Regions from separate parts of the Homo sapiens genome. Here region 1 is linked to region 2. The links are chromatin contacts, found by Hi-C in ENCODE. All regions are on one chromosome and are shown on one strand. Each heading gives the region's core, a stretch centred on a gene start or an enhancer-like site at or near the end of the contact. The rest is flanking DNA. Distances are from core to core; before and after follow the strand shown. Region 1 holds the start of TARS3 (threonyl-tRNA synthetase 3). Region 2 holds the start of ARRDC4 (arrestin domain containing 4).

Region 1 (6,124 bases), core at 3,030-5,529, 3.8 Mb after region 2:
TCTGAGAATTTCAGTTGTTGAAACAGTTTGCTTTTTAAATGATGAACATTTATTTACATGGCATTAATACAATTGTATAGAAGCTATATAATTGTATTTATACAATAGCTTCTATACAATTGTATTTAATGCTAAGAATTAACATGAGTCAAAACAATATAAGTTCACTAATGTATCTAATTTCTAGAAAAGTCAAAGCACTTTTCCAAGACTGATAATAGCTCTAAAACATTTATCTTCAATCTATACTTAAAAGACCTGTAAAAACTCATGGAAATTACTTGATTGACGAATAAAGTCAGTGTAAAATGGCCTATCAAGAATTACAGATTTTTTTCTCTCCTATATATTTTTATTAGAACAGGAAATGATTGTGTTCTGATATTCAACTACTTATTTACATGGCCCTTGGAGAAGCCAGAGGAAAAAAATTAAATACATTTAATTTATTCAACTGAATAAAAAAAAAATTAGCTGATATGGTTTGGCTGTGTGCCCATCCAAACCTCATCTTGAACTCTAGTTCCCATAATCCCCACGTTTTGTGGAAGGGACCCAGTGGGAGGTAACTGAATCACAGGGGCTGTTACCTCCATGCTGTTCTTTGATAGTGAGTGCATTCTCATGAGATCTGATGGTTTTATAAGGGGTTTTCCCCCCACTTTGCTCTGCACTTCTCCTTGCCGCTGCCATGTGAAGAAGGACATGCTTGCTTCCCCTTCTGCCACGACTGTAAGTTTCCTGAAGCCTCCCCAGCCCTGCGGAACTGTGAGTCAATTAAATCTTCTTCCTTTATAAATAACCCAGTCTCAGACATGTCCTTTTAGTATCGTGAGAATGGAGTAATATATTAGCGGTCCCTAAGAAAACATTTTCACCAGGCTTCAGTATAATTACTTAAGATTGAATATCTTTTCCACACTGCGGTTTACCTAATTTCAGCAGCCACTTGGTAAGGCGTTGTTTTCCAGACTTCCCCTTGCACTGTTTGCCCATCAGCCACTCTTACTGTGATGATGTTGCTTGTATCCCCCTTTTTTCCATAAATGGCAAGTAAGAGCTGATGGTCTTTCTTCAGTATTTCAAAAAGCTTCAATCTTTCTTTTATGAAAATTGGTTGATGCTTCACCTGGAAATTATTAGAACATAATGAGATTAATATATACAGCCTACTGTTTTCCAGCTGCTCAGCTCTGAATCAGGCTCACCCCCTTACTGCCTTCTCAGTTCTACAGATGGTCCCAAGCTTACCATGGTTTGAATTACGATTTTGTTGTTGTTGTTGTTTTTTGGTTTGTTGTTGTTGTTGCTGTTGTTTTGAGATGGAGTCTTGCTTTGTCGCCCAGGCTGGAGTGCAGGGGCACGAAATCAGCTCACTGCAGCCTCTGTCTCCTAGGTTCAAGCGATTTTCCTGCCTCGGCCACCCGAGTAGCTGGGATTACAGGCACGCACCACCCTGCCAGACTAATTTTTGTATTTGTAGTAGAGATGGGGTTTCGCCATGTTGGCCAGGCTGGTCTCGAACTCCTGACCTCAAATGATTTACCTGCCTTGGCCTCCCAAAATGCTGGGATTACAGGCGTGAGTCACCGTATCCAGCCGCAATTTTTCAACTTTAGTGATGTGAAAGTCATATGCATTCAGTAGAAACTGTACTTTGAGTATCCATACAACCATTGTGTTTTTCACTCAGTACAGTATTCAATAAATTACATGAGATATTCAACACTTCATAATAAAATAGGCTTTATGTTAGAGGATTTTGCCCAACTGTAAGCTAATCTAAGTGTTCTGAGCACTTTTAATGTAGGCTAGGCTAAACTACGATGATCACTAGCTTACGTGTATTAAATACATTTTTAACTCACATTGGTTTTATTGGGACATAACCCAACTGTAAGACTAAGAGCATGTGTACTTCCCACCTCCAAAAGGCTCCTCTCTGCCTATCTAACTTCTCCTTAGCTCTAAAGGTCCACCTCAAAGCCTGCCTCCTCTACCTATTTTACCCGCTGGCATCTCCCTTTTTTTTTTTTTTTTCCTTTGAGACAGCCCCACGCCCAGCCCCCATGACACCTCCCTTTTCTACTGTTTACAGAACGTGTACAGAGTCACACATTACAGCACTTACTTGTATACCATCGTACTCTGTTCTCTAGTTGTTTGTCCTGAGTCTGCCTGAATTCCTCAACCAGACTAACTTCTTTGGGCCTAGGTATTCCTTCTTCACTCCTACCAAATGTTGATGCTAGATAAATACTTACTGATTGTTTTAATGCTTTATATACAAAAGCAAAGTAGCTAGTTTCTCGAATACAAAAAAAAAAAAAAGACCGGGGGCGGTGGCTCACGCCTGTAATCCCAGCACTTTGGGAAGCCAAGGTGGGCGGATCATGAGGTCAGGAGATCGAGATCCTCCTGGCTAACACGGTGAAACCCCATCTCTACTAAAAAAAAAAAAAAAAAAAAAAAAAAATTAGCCGGGCTTGGTGGCATGCACCTGTAGTCCCAGCTACTCAGGAGGCTGAGGCAGGAGAATCGCTTGAACCTGGGAGGTGGAGGCTGCAGTAACCGAGATCATGCCATTGCACTCTAGCCTGGGCAACAAGAGCAAACCTCCGCCTTCAAAAAACAAAAAAAAACCAACCAAACAAAAAAAACCAACTCTAGTACTCTAGTAGCACAACTTAAATAGATTAAATACACGTGTTTATTAAACATGGGCAGCTCATTTCTCAAGACATCTCATATTTAAGGCTTGAAAAGTTTTAAATACACTAATGTGACCCAAATAATAATTTAATCAGTAATTTTTATTGGAAATCCTAGGTAATTAACTATATACACATATTTAAAATTACAGGTAGTATTTTATATTGTTTCCACAGCAACAACTTACCTCGCTGTCAGCCTCGCTTTCCTTCATTTTCTTCTTTTTCATGTCCTTGTCTTGGCTTTGACTAGGAGGAGGCTGAAAGATAAATTATAAATGACTCACATCAATGGCAAGAAAAAGCAACACATTTTAAGAAGAGAGTCATGCCAGCAGGCTGCAAGTGCCCCGTGTTTAGAGGCTCATAGCTGGGCTCTCCTGACCACCAGCTACAGCTCTCAGTGGGCAAGTCATTCTCCAGGGTTCAGTCCTTCCTGTCACACTGTTGCTAAGCACATTTAATATATTGTGCTCTTGAAAACCTTTTGTCCTGAACTTTAAACAAATAATGTGGCTGGAAAATGTGTGGTTGCTGCCCGCCACATCAAATGCACTATTTCCTGAAGATGTTGCTAGTTCACCGCAGCTGTCCTTCCTAAAGGACTGCAGAACATCTCAGCCTGAGAAGCTTCAGGACTCAGAAAGTATGATGTTAAAAGAAGATAATTTATCCTTTCTACAAATCATAAAATACTGTATTAAATAAAAATGTTAAATATACAGCTATCCTCTCAAGATGAACCACCAAAACAAGAGCACAAAAAGCGAAAACTTCTCGTCCAAAAAAAACCCAACAACAAAAAAGAACCAGAGGGAATGAGAGTTTACATACGCAGCTGTTAGTCTTTCTGACCAAGGAAAGAATGAGTTTTAAACACTCCAGCATTTTTTCAAACAAATGAAAACACTATTTCTGCTACTGAAAAAGATGCGTGGCAGGCTCTTTAATGGACGAATTGAGAAATCAACAGCATTTGGTTAAGTCTGGCGACTGCTGGAAATCCGGCGGCTCCCCAGGCCACACGGGACCACCGAGCAGGGCAGGGCGGGCCAGCCGCAGGGCACTGGGAGGGCACTCCCCCGGGGCGCCCCCGCACCTGCCCCCGCAGTTGAAAACCTTTCGGTGCGCACCGTCTCGGCCCGCCCCGCCCGCGTCCTCTCCAGTGTCCCCACCGCCCGGTTACCTGTGCGCCGGCCTCCTGCGCCGCCTCTAGCTCCGCGCTCTCCAGCGTGGCCTGGCGGCTCCGCTCCTCGGCGAGGCACAGCCGCAGGCTGCACAGGCGGTGGCGCAGGTCGCAGTTCTCGGCCCGGAGCTGCGCCACCTCCCGCGTGAGGCACGGCCCCTCCGCCTGGCAGCTGTAGGGCGCGTTCAGCTGCTCGTCCCTCAGGCGCTCGACCTCCGACCACAGCCAGCGGATGTCCTCCTCCTGCCGCTCCAGGCGCGACGCCACGGCCTCCGCCGCCAGGGCCTCGGCCGCCATCGCGGCCTCCCTCAGGCACCGACGCCGAGCGGGGTGCCCGCGACTGCGGCGAGGGCGACGCGGACACTCAGCGCACGGCAGAAGACAGGGCTCCCGGGAGGGGCGGGGCGATGGGGCGGGGACGGAGCCATGGGGCCTCGTTGGAGCCGAGGCCTACACGTTGCAGGGGCGGGGCGCTGGGCGGGGAGGGGCGGGGCCTAGGCCAGATACCCTGCAGGGGCGGGGCGGGGCGGGGCGGGGCCTGAGGCCAGATACCCTGCAGGGGCGGGGCGGGGCGGGGCCTGAGGCCAGGCCCACCTTAGGGTCACGGGCAGTGGGGAAATGGGGTCTGAAGGGCCTCCCCTGCCTTTCGAGGCCTGTCTAGAGGCTATTGGCAGTAGTTTTTAGTCCGTTGAAACGAAAATCTTCCAAAACCTTGCAAAAAGGCCATCGTCTGCGTTCTCCAAAAAGGCTTCACCCTTTCTTCCTCTTGAATTCTGGCAGTCACCATTCTTTTGCCTTGCAAACAGGTTCTAAAAAGTGGCCATTCATTATAAATGGACTTTCTGGCCTTTCGTGCCAAACTTGCCCAAGTACTGAGGCCTCTGGGCCAGGGCATATAGAAAATCGCTGTGAAATCTAAATCCGACCAGCACGAAATTACTGGCTCCTTGAGTCTAGGGCAAATGCCACATATATCTTTGTATCCCTCTTAACCATGAGCGTGAAACTTCCTGGAGCAGGAACAGAAATTGATTTTTATCACTATTCTTAGGGCTTAGGATGTGACAAACACTGTTCTAAACTCTGTAACAGTAGTAACTCCTTTAATCTTCATAACAGGAGATACTGTTATATCCGCTTATAGCTGGAGAAATTGAAGCACAGTGAGACTGTGTTACTTGACTAAGGTCACACAGCCACTACATGACAAAGGGGGAATCAAACTCAGATAGTCTGATGCCAGTTTCTACACACTTAACACTAGTACTTTTCAACTTTGGCAGAATTTAATTGAGCATGTCATATAATGTGATACAGGTAATAATGCCCTTATAAGAGTCCTGAAGTGGAAGAGCTTAGCTTGGACTGGTGTGGTTTGAGAAAGGGAGAAAATTTTGAGAAAGGGGAAAAGGTTTATTTTGCTCTGGAAAATAAAGGTTGGGAGATGTTAGCAAGGAGGAAAAGCAGGTAAATTCCACTCCAGGAGCAGAATCAGTGCAGGAGAAGGAGCGGAGGGGGACAAGCTCATTGGATTAAGCTAAGTGGAATCCCAAACAGCACCCAGGAGGAGATTCCATGAAGTATGTTGCTAACCAATATCACTGTATCTTTTTTAGTCCTTCCTCAGGAAGCCTCTGGATACAGTTACATAGGACCCACTGACTCCTCATTATTCATCATTTCTCAATCCACTGCCATGGAGTTTCTGCTTCTGCCATTCTGTCATGACCAACACATCACTGAATGTCATGGACCCACTTAAGCCACCCCAGAATTTCCTCGGGACCCTCTGGAATTTGTCTCTCTTGGGTCTCCATTCCCAATACCTAGGCAACCACCAGTCTGCTTCCTGTCACTATAGGTTAGTTTGCATTTTCTTGATTTTTCTACACATGGAACCACACCGTATGTCCTCCTTTTGTTTAGCTACTTTCAGTCGGCACAATAATTTTGATATTTACCTATGTTTGTGTGTATCTATTGTTCTTTTTTTCTGAGTAGTATTCCATTGTATGGATATACCATAATTTGTTTATTCATTTGTTGATGGAAAATTTGGGTTATTTCCAGGTTTTAGCTAGGATCACACAATACCCAGTGAGCCCATTGGGTTTCCAAACTCACACTGTAGTTATTTCGTCAGTTCCAGAATGCAGAGTTTGAATAGATATACTCCAAACTGGCAGAATCCCTACAGTGTTTCCCTGACCCTCGGACATAAGGCTAT
Region 2 (6,451 bases), core at 1,448-3,947:
GTATACACAACAAAAATGGAATTTTATCTGTGAATGAGTTGAGTCACCATATAAATTAACTTCTCTCTAGTTATAGAATATTTTTTATTTAAATATCCTCTTTATGTCTGGCTGGGGCAGCTCTACGCTATAGCAAATTTGGCCAGACCCACTTAAGCCACTCAAATGGCTCTACAATGTTGACTGCTCAACAGCCATTTGCCCCTCTTCCTTGTTAACAGAGCTCTGATTGTGTCCAGCACCCAGAGAAGAATGACTGGTCTAAGTGAATTGTAAAAATCCTACTTATTTTTGCCAGTCAATAATCTATAGGTGTACATATGACTCAGTTTTGGCCAATGACATGTAAGAAGTCTGTTGGGGGCATCTGGGATATAAATATATCTTCTTTCTGAGAGAAAAGAGAATTTTTGTTTGCTTGCAGACCCTCCCTTGCTTTATGTGTTGAACTCTGTGGTGTAAGGAAGACAAGGAGACACTTAGAGCTGTGGTAATCCCTACTACGATGAAGGGAGCAGAGTATGTCAAAGAGAAAGATAAAAGGATTCTGATGAATCAATCTGAAGGGCCCATACTCTACTACTGACCTTTTCGTCTAGTAAACAAGAAATATTTTTAAAGGCAGAATGTGTGTTGGTCACACAGTCTGTTGTTACCTGTAGCCAAAACTATTGTTTGTTGTTGTTGTTTTGAGATGGAGTCTCGCTCTCTTACCCAGGCTGGAGTGCAGTGGCACAATCTCGGCTCACTGAAAACCTCCGCCTCCCGGGTTCAAGAGATTCTCCTGCCTCAGCCTCCCGAGTAGTTGCGACTACAGGTGCGAGCCACCACACCCAGCTAATTTTTGTATTTTTAGTAGAAACGGGGTTTCACCATGTTGGCCAGGATGGTCTCGATCTCTTGACCTTGTGATCTGCCCGCCTCGGCCTCCCGAAATGCTGGTATTACAGGTGTGAGCCACCATGCCTGGCTGGCCAAAACTGTTCTTAACTGAAATGAAAACAGAGAGTCTGGTCTTTCCCAGTACAGAATGCAAAACCTGCCATTTTGTCCTTTCATTACCGTTAGGACCATTGTCCTTTTCTCCCTCTCCCAGCCACTTAATTTGGAGGGAACCATTGCCTGGAGACAGTGAAAGTTTAGTAGAGTAAGAGGCAGAACACTATTCATGTATTGCAGAGCCAATACTACTACACGGTTAGGATACATCATTCAATCACTCAACATTTATTGAGCACTTACTGTATGCTAAGATCTGTGTTAGGCCCTAGAGGTCAAAAAACGAATGAGAACAAGTTCTGTGTTTCAAATGAGTGGGATGGATAATACATAGATAAACACGTAAGGTCACGTTGTGTTATATAAAAAAAAAAGTAGGCAGAGTAAGATCATGTAGGGAGCTATTCTAGACGAAATGGTCAGAGAATAGCAACTATTTCTGAACTTTACACAGAGCCTAATTTGTGACTTTTCCACTTTCTCTGAGAGGTAATAAGGAAATTTTGAACTTATAAAACTTTACTAAATCTCCACATTAATAATCTAAACTCAACGAGGGTAGTAGAGCAACCTTTACTTTGAGGTTTTTTTTTTAGGAAAATTGCTAAATTTCATTGTGAGATTAATCAATACATAACAGCTCACAAACGTGGCATGTCGATAAGGGGACAACTTAAAAGTTAAGAAAATGATGACCAGCTAATGACAGCTATGCAAGATGGTAAAAAACAGAACAGAGAAAAAATGGAAGGTTGAAAAGGAAAATGTAGCAGGACAAGCCGGAGGAAACTTGGGCGTGAGGAACAAGTCATCAAGGCAATTGGAAATTTCTGTGGATATGACAATGATGTCAGGAAACTTTCGGGTGGGGCAGAAACTTGAGTGACAGATGTTGTTCAAAAACAATGTGATTCATGATCTTATTTACAGCAGGAAGAATCAGAGTTCCAGCTATTCCTAACAGCGACACTGCGGAGCTTAGGAGGAGAACTCCTTAGGGGATGTATCAGGTTTAAAACCACAACCCTCATTTTTCTTATCTATGGCTCTTACATGGGCTGGGAATTCTGAAACCTGGGAGAGGCGGTGATCAAAAACCTGGAGGTTAGAAGATTCCAAGTCATTCATTAAAGTCCCGATGCGGCCGGCCCCCAAGATCTCAAAAGGAAATATTGCCGAGTTCCGTTTCCCAGAGCATCTATTTCCCCTCGAGTATTGCAGATGTAATCATAAACACAAGCCAGTTACAGCCACAACTTCATGCTTTAGCGAGAACCCAGTGGCTCCTGCAAAGTCCTTACGCTGCTAGAAACCCCGCCCCCGTTCGTAACTATGGGAACGGCTGACACGCTGAGAGCCGGAGATAACCCTGTTCCGCCCCCTCCCTGACAGATACTGTTTCCCACTGTCTGTCCACATGGGCGCACCGCCTCACTATTGGCCAGGGCTCCAGGACTGTGCCTGGCCTCAGCCAGTAAACGGCCTGTGCACGTGCACGCCGGAGCCTCCCGATTGGCCAACACTCCCTGATCACGCACGGCCTTCCTGCGCCCACCCACGCGTGGGAGCGCCAATGAAATGACTCAGTGACCATCTACAACAAATCAGCAAGAAGCAGGGCTCGCAGCTGACCAATGGCCGCCCGCCGGGGGTGGGCTGTCCCGGCCCTTTTCCAGGCCCAACTGGGTTTGTTAAAGCGACAGGCCTCTCGGCGAGCCGGTGCCCCATCGGGTACCGCACGGCTGCCGCGGCGGCCTTACCCTGCCGCGAGCGCCTGTGACAGCGGCGCCGCTGTGCTCGCGACCCCGGCTCCGGGCCTCTGCCGACCTCAGGGGCAGGAAAGAGTCGCCCGGCGGGATGGGCGGGGAGGCTGGGTGCGCGGCGGCCGTGGGTGCCGAGGGCCGCGTGAAGAGCCTGGGTCTGGTGTTCGAGGACGAGCGCAAGGGCTGCTATTCCAGCGGCGAGACAGTGGCCGGGCACGTGCTGCTGGAGGCGTCCGAGCCGGTGGCCCTGCGCGCGCTGCGCCTGGAGGCCCAGGGGCGCGCCACCGCCGCCTGGGGCCCGAGCACCTGCCCCCGCGCCTCGGCCAGCACCGCGGCCCTGGCTGTCTTCTCGGAGGTGGAGTACCTGAACGTGCGCCTCAGCCTGCGGGAGCCCCCGGCCGGTAAGCGCAGGCGAGCGCCTGGGGTTCCCCCGCCAGGCTGCGGGGCCGGGGAGGGGCTGGGAGGCCGCGCACCCTCGGGATGCCCACCTGGCAGGTGAGATCAGGGCGGGCTTCCGGGGGTGGGGTCCGGCCTACCCTCGCGGGTAAGGAGAGACCGCAAGTCCTGGGTGCGCAGCTCTTCCTGGCGCCCCGCCCCTGGCCCGCCGGGCCTGACCGGGACCAGTGGCTCGGGATTTTCTAGGACCGCGACGGGAGGGGGCCATTGGGTGCGGTGGGAACCTGTGATTGGACAATGGGGGATCCAGAAATCTAGGTCCTGTTCCTTCTGGTCCAAGAAAGGGACGGTGGAACCGGCGGCTATGAGGTTCCATTCTGCGGTGCCCGTGTCCTATGGCCTCCACTCCTCCCTATCCTGCATACGTTCTTGGTTCATGATGAATTAGCAGAAATTTGGTTTGGGGAATAGGGAAGTAGTTTCTGAGGGGTAGGAGTTCAAAGGAAGTGTTTTCCAGACTTGATCATCATGCTTGGTTTCCCTCTTCTGGGGAGCAGGGCAACTTAGTAAGAGTTGTACCTCTACCTGATACTGCTGCTGTTTCCTCCGCATCCTCTTCCTCCCCATCCTCCTCCTCCCCTCCTACCCGCTTCTTCCCCTCTCCCCCACTTCTCTCCACTCAAAATGCCTTTAGAGACAAGAGCATCAGGGCGTGTCGGGATTTCCCTTCCTGCTCACTTTGGTGAAGTCCAGTTCACAGTGTAGACTTTTCCAGAAGTACCCATGTGGGGACACACTACATGAGCGTTTCATTAATATTAGATACCAAAATTGGATCCCTTTAGTCACGAAAATACTAAGAACCATGAGTCTTACTCATTTCATGGATGGAAACTAGTTTAAACTTTTACGTTTTTGCCATGAGCTTTTATCTATCAAATAAAACAATGGTATGCACCTCCTCTCCTTGAAGAGTAAACGCATTATATCTATGTGCTATGTCTTATACAAAATATAATAGAATATGTGGTTTTGCCCTATCCTACTGTGGACACAGTGAACTCCTCGAGGTAAGTGATCATCTGAGTCATCCCAAAATTGTAGTGAGGAAAACTATATTTGGAACCAAAACTGCCTTTTGGATCAATGGGAACAGTGTGTTAGTGATAGTTCTTACTCCTTCATGCACTTTCCTCAGTATGGCTTCCAGGATCAACCCAGGCCCCAGTGGAAGCAGACAATACAATTTGCAAGATGGCCGAATGGAGTCAAGGACCTTGGGAGTGAGACATACATTGATTTTTGTCCAGGACTTTGGACTGTATCTCTGGGCCTATAACTGCTGAGTCAATAGATGTAAAATTAAAAGCAGTTGAACCTGGGATTAGCAATAAAAAACTGCTTTGGTAAAATCTGGGCTAACATTTTTTTTAATTCACAAGTCAGATGTTTATTCGTCACACACACACATATATACACATGTGGAACAGAATGTAAAAACTAGACAATTTGAAAATCTTAAACTTGTTTTAGAATGTATCATAGCACATATTGGCACAATTACATTTTGCTTAAAATCATAGTCTCTTTTAGTTGGGGAAAAAAAATAAGTCACCCCTAATATCTATAGCTTGGAAGAACTTAGCATCTTTACACAGTCTAGATTCTGGGGGTAATTTAATTACAAAACCTGGCTGTGTTTCAATCACCTAAGGAGATTTTTAGAAATCCATATTATGTAGCACTGGGATCTGTTTTCACAAATGCTCTCCAGATAATTCTTTGACATCCTTAATCTAATTCAACTACTTGCTGTCATTGTGATTGATTTTCTTCATATTTTTATTGAGAAACTGTAGTAGAAAACAAGCCAGAATCAGAGAGTTGGTCTCAGTTCTTGGTCACCCACCAGCAGTGTGACCTTATGCAAGTCCCTCACCCTTCCTGAGCCCCAGTCTCTGCCTCTGTAATGGTCTTCTGCATCCCACGGCTCATCAAAACCTTTAATTATGAGCTTTGGCTGTAAGGCCATTAGTGATTGAAACATCTTCCTGTGACTTTGTAGTGCTCAGTATACAAGACAGAAATAATGAGCGGTTGGTGCAGAAGCAGAAATGGGCACATGGTTCAGCTTGTGAACCTTTTACATTAAAAACAAAACTTGAGAAAGAGGAAAAGAAAACAAAGATTGAATTCCAAATATTATAACCCATTTTTATCAGTTTTTCCATTTCTTTTTCCTGTTTATGTTTTGAGATAGTTGAAAGTCTCATTTTAAATGATATAGATCCGATGTCGATTTGTTGCTTAATGAAAGGGGAACTTCATGTCTCTCATTCTCTTCAGTATCCTGGGCAACTGTGTTCCCCACAAATGCCTGCCATGCTCTTCCTCATGCTATTCCCTTATCTAAATTTCCCTTCCTATCTGTCTCCATTCCAGCCCTCAGGTCCTGAAGATGTCGGGCCCACCCATGTTCCTATGTGGGTGCTCTAGGTTCTAGCACTCCATGGTCATTGCTTGTGTACAAGCATGTAATCTCCTTTCCTCCCCCGGTCTCTTTGAGGATTATCTGCGGTGCCTGAAATCTAAGCACTACACATTTTAAACTCAAATGAAATACACATTTCAAAACATTTGTAAATACTTCGTCATGTTCTGTAATCTAGTAATTTCAAATTAGAACTTTAGCCCAGCTCTTTTAGGAGCACTGGGATTGCCTTGAGCCTTTCACTCCACAGCTGTCAGGTCGAGATGCTTCCCTGGTCCCTGCTCTGCTGCTACCTTCCTGAGCACACGTCAGCCACTGGGACCCGCCCTGCCACTGAATTTAACATGATCTCATGCCCCTGTGACTTGTTCTTCACTTTGCCTCCAGTCACCCAACTGTGGAGTATTCAAATTGACTTAAGTGGCAGGTGTGTCACTTTTTTATCCCCCTTGATGTTAACACATTAAAAATTGGGGATAGATTCAGAAGACCTAATAGGTCAGTAATGTGTTCCTATTTTCTAAAAGTACGAAGTTGAAATGTCAGCTGACTTGGTTAAGGTCATAAAATAAAACTCTATTTTTTTATTTAAGGGATAAAAAATTCCCATTTCACTACTGATTTCTTTAAATTTTTTTTTTTAGTGAATGGATAAAGTAGAAATCTTCATTTTAGTGTCAGATGACCAGGCAAATCTCAGAGTTCTGTCTCTGTGTTCCGATTTCTTCATCTTATTTATCCTATCCACAATAAGGGAATTCAATATTAAATCTGAGCATGAAATGAAAGGACAGTGTATAAG

The links. A loop is a pair of places that touch in the nucleus more often than their neighbours do. Pooled maps may share reads with other maps.
Region 1: a map of CD8-positive, alpha-beta T cell shows a loop between it and region 2 (22-fold over the local background). The contact joins the promoter of TARS3 here to the promoter of ARRDC4 in region 2. A Hi-C loop is called at or near these places in 3 of 168 maps with a recorded cell type or tissue (CD8-positive, alpha-beta T cell and ascending aorta) and 9 of 50 pooled maps.

What each region holds. Positions count from the first base shown.
Region 1 is chr15:101,720,194-101,726,317 of GRCh38, forward strand. It overlaps TARS3 (threonyl-tRNA synthetase 3), which reads right to left and starts at 4,280. Exons shown (of 19, transcript NM_152334.3): 1 at 3,898-4,280; 2 at 2,900-2,971; 3 at 933-1,129. The coding sequence starts at 4,194. RefSeq lists a silencer at 3,676-4,565.
Region 2 is chr15:97,958,006-97,964,456 of GRCh38, forward strand. It overlaps ARRDC4 (arrestin domain containing 4), which reads left to right and starts at 2,698. Exons shown (of 8, transcript NM_183376.3): 1 at 2,698-3,163. The coding sequence starts at 2,857.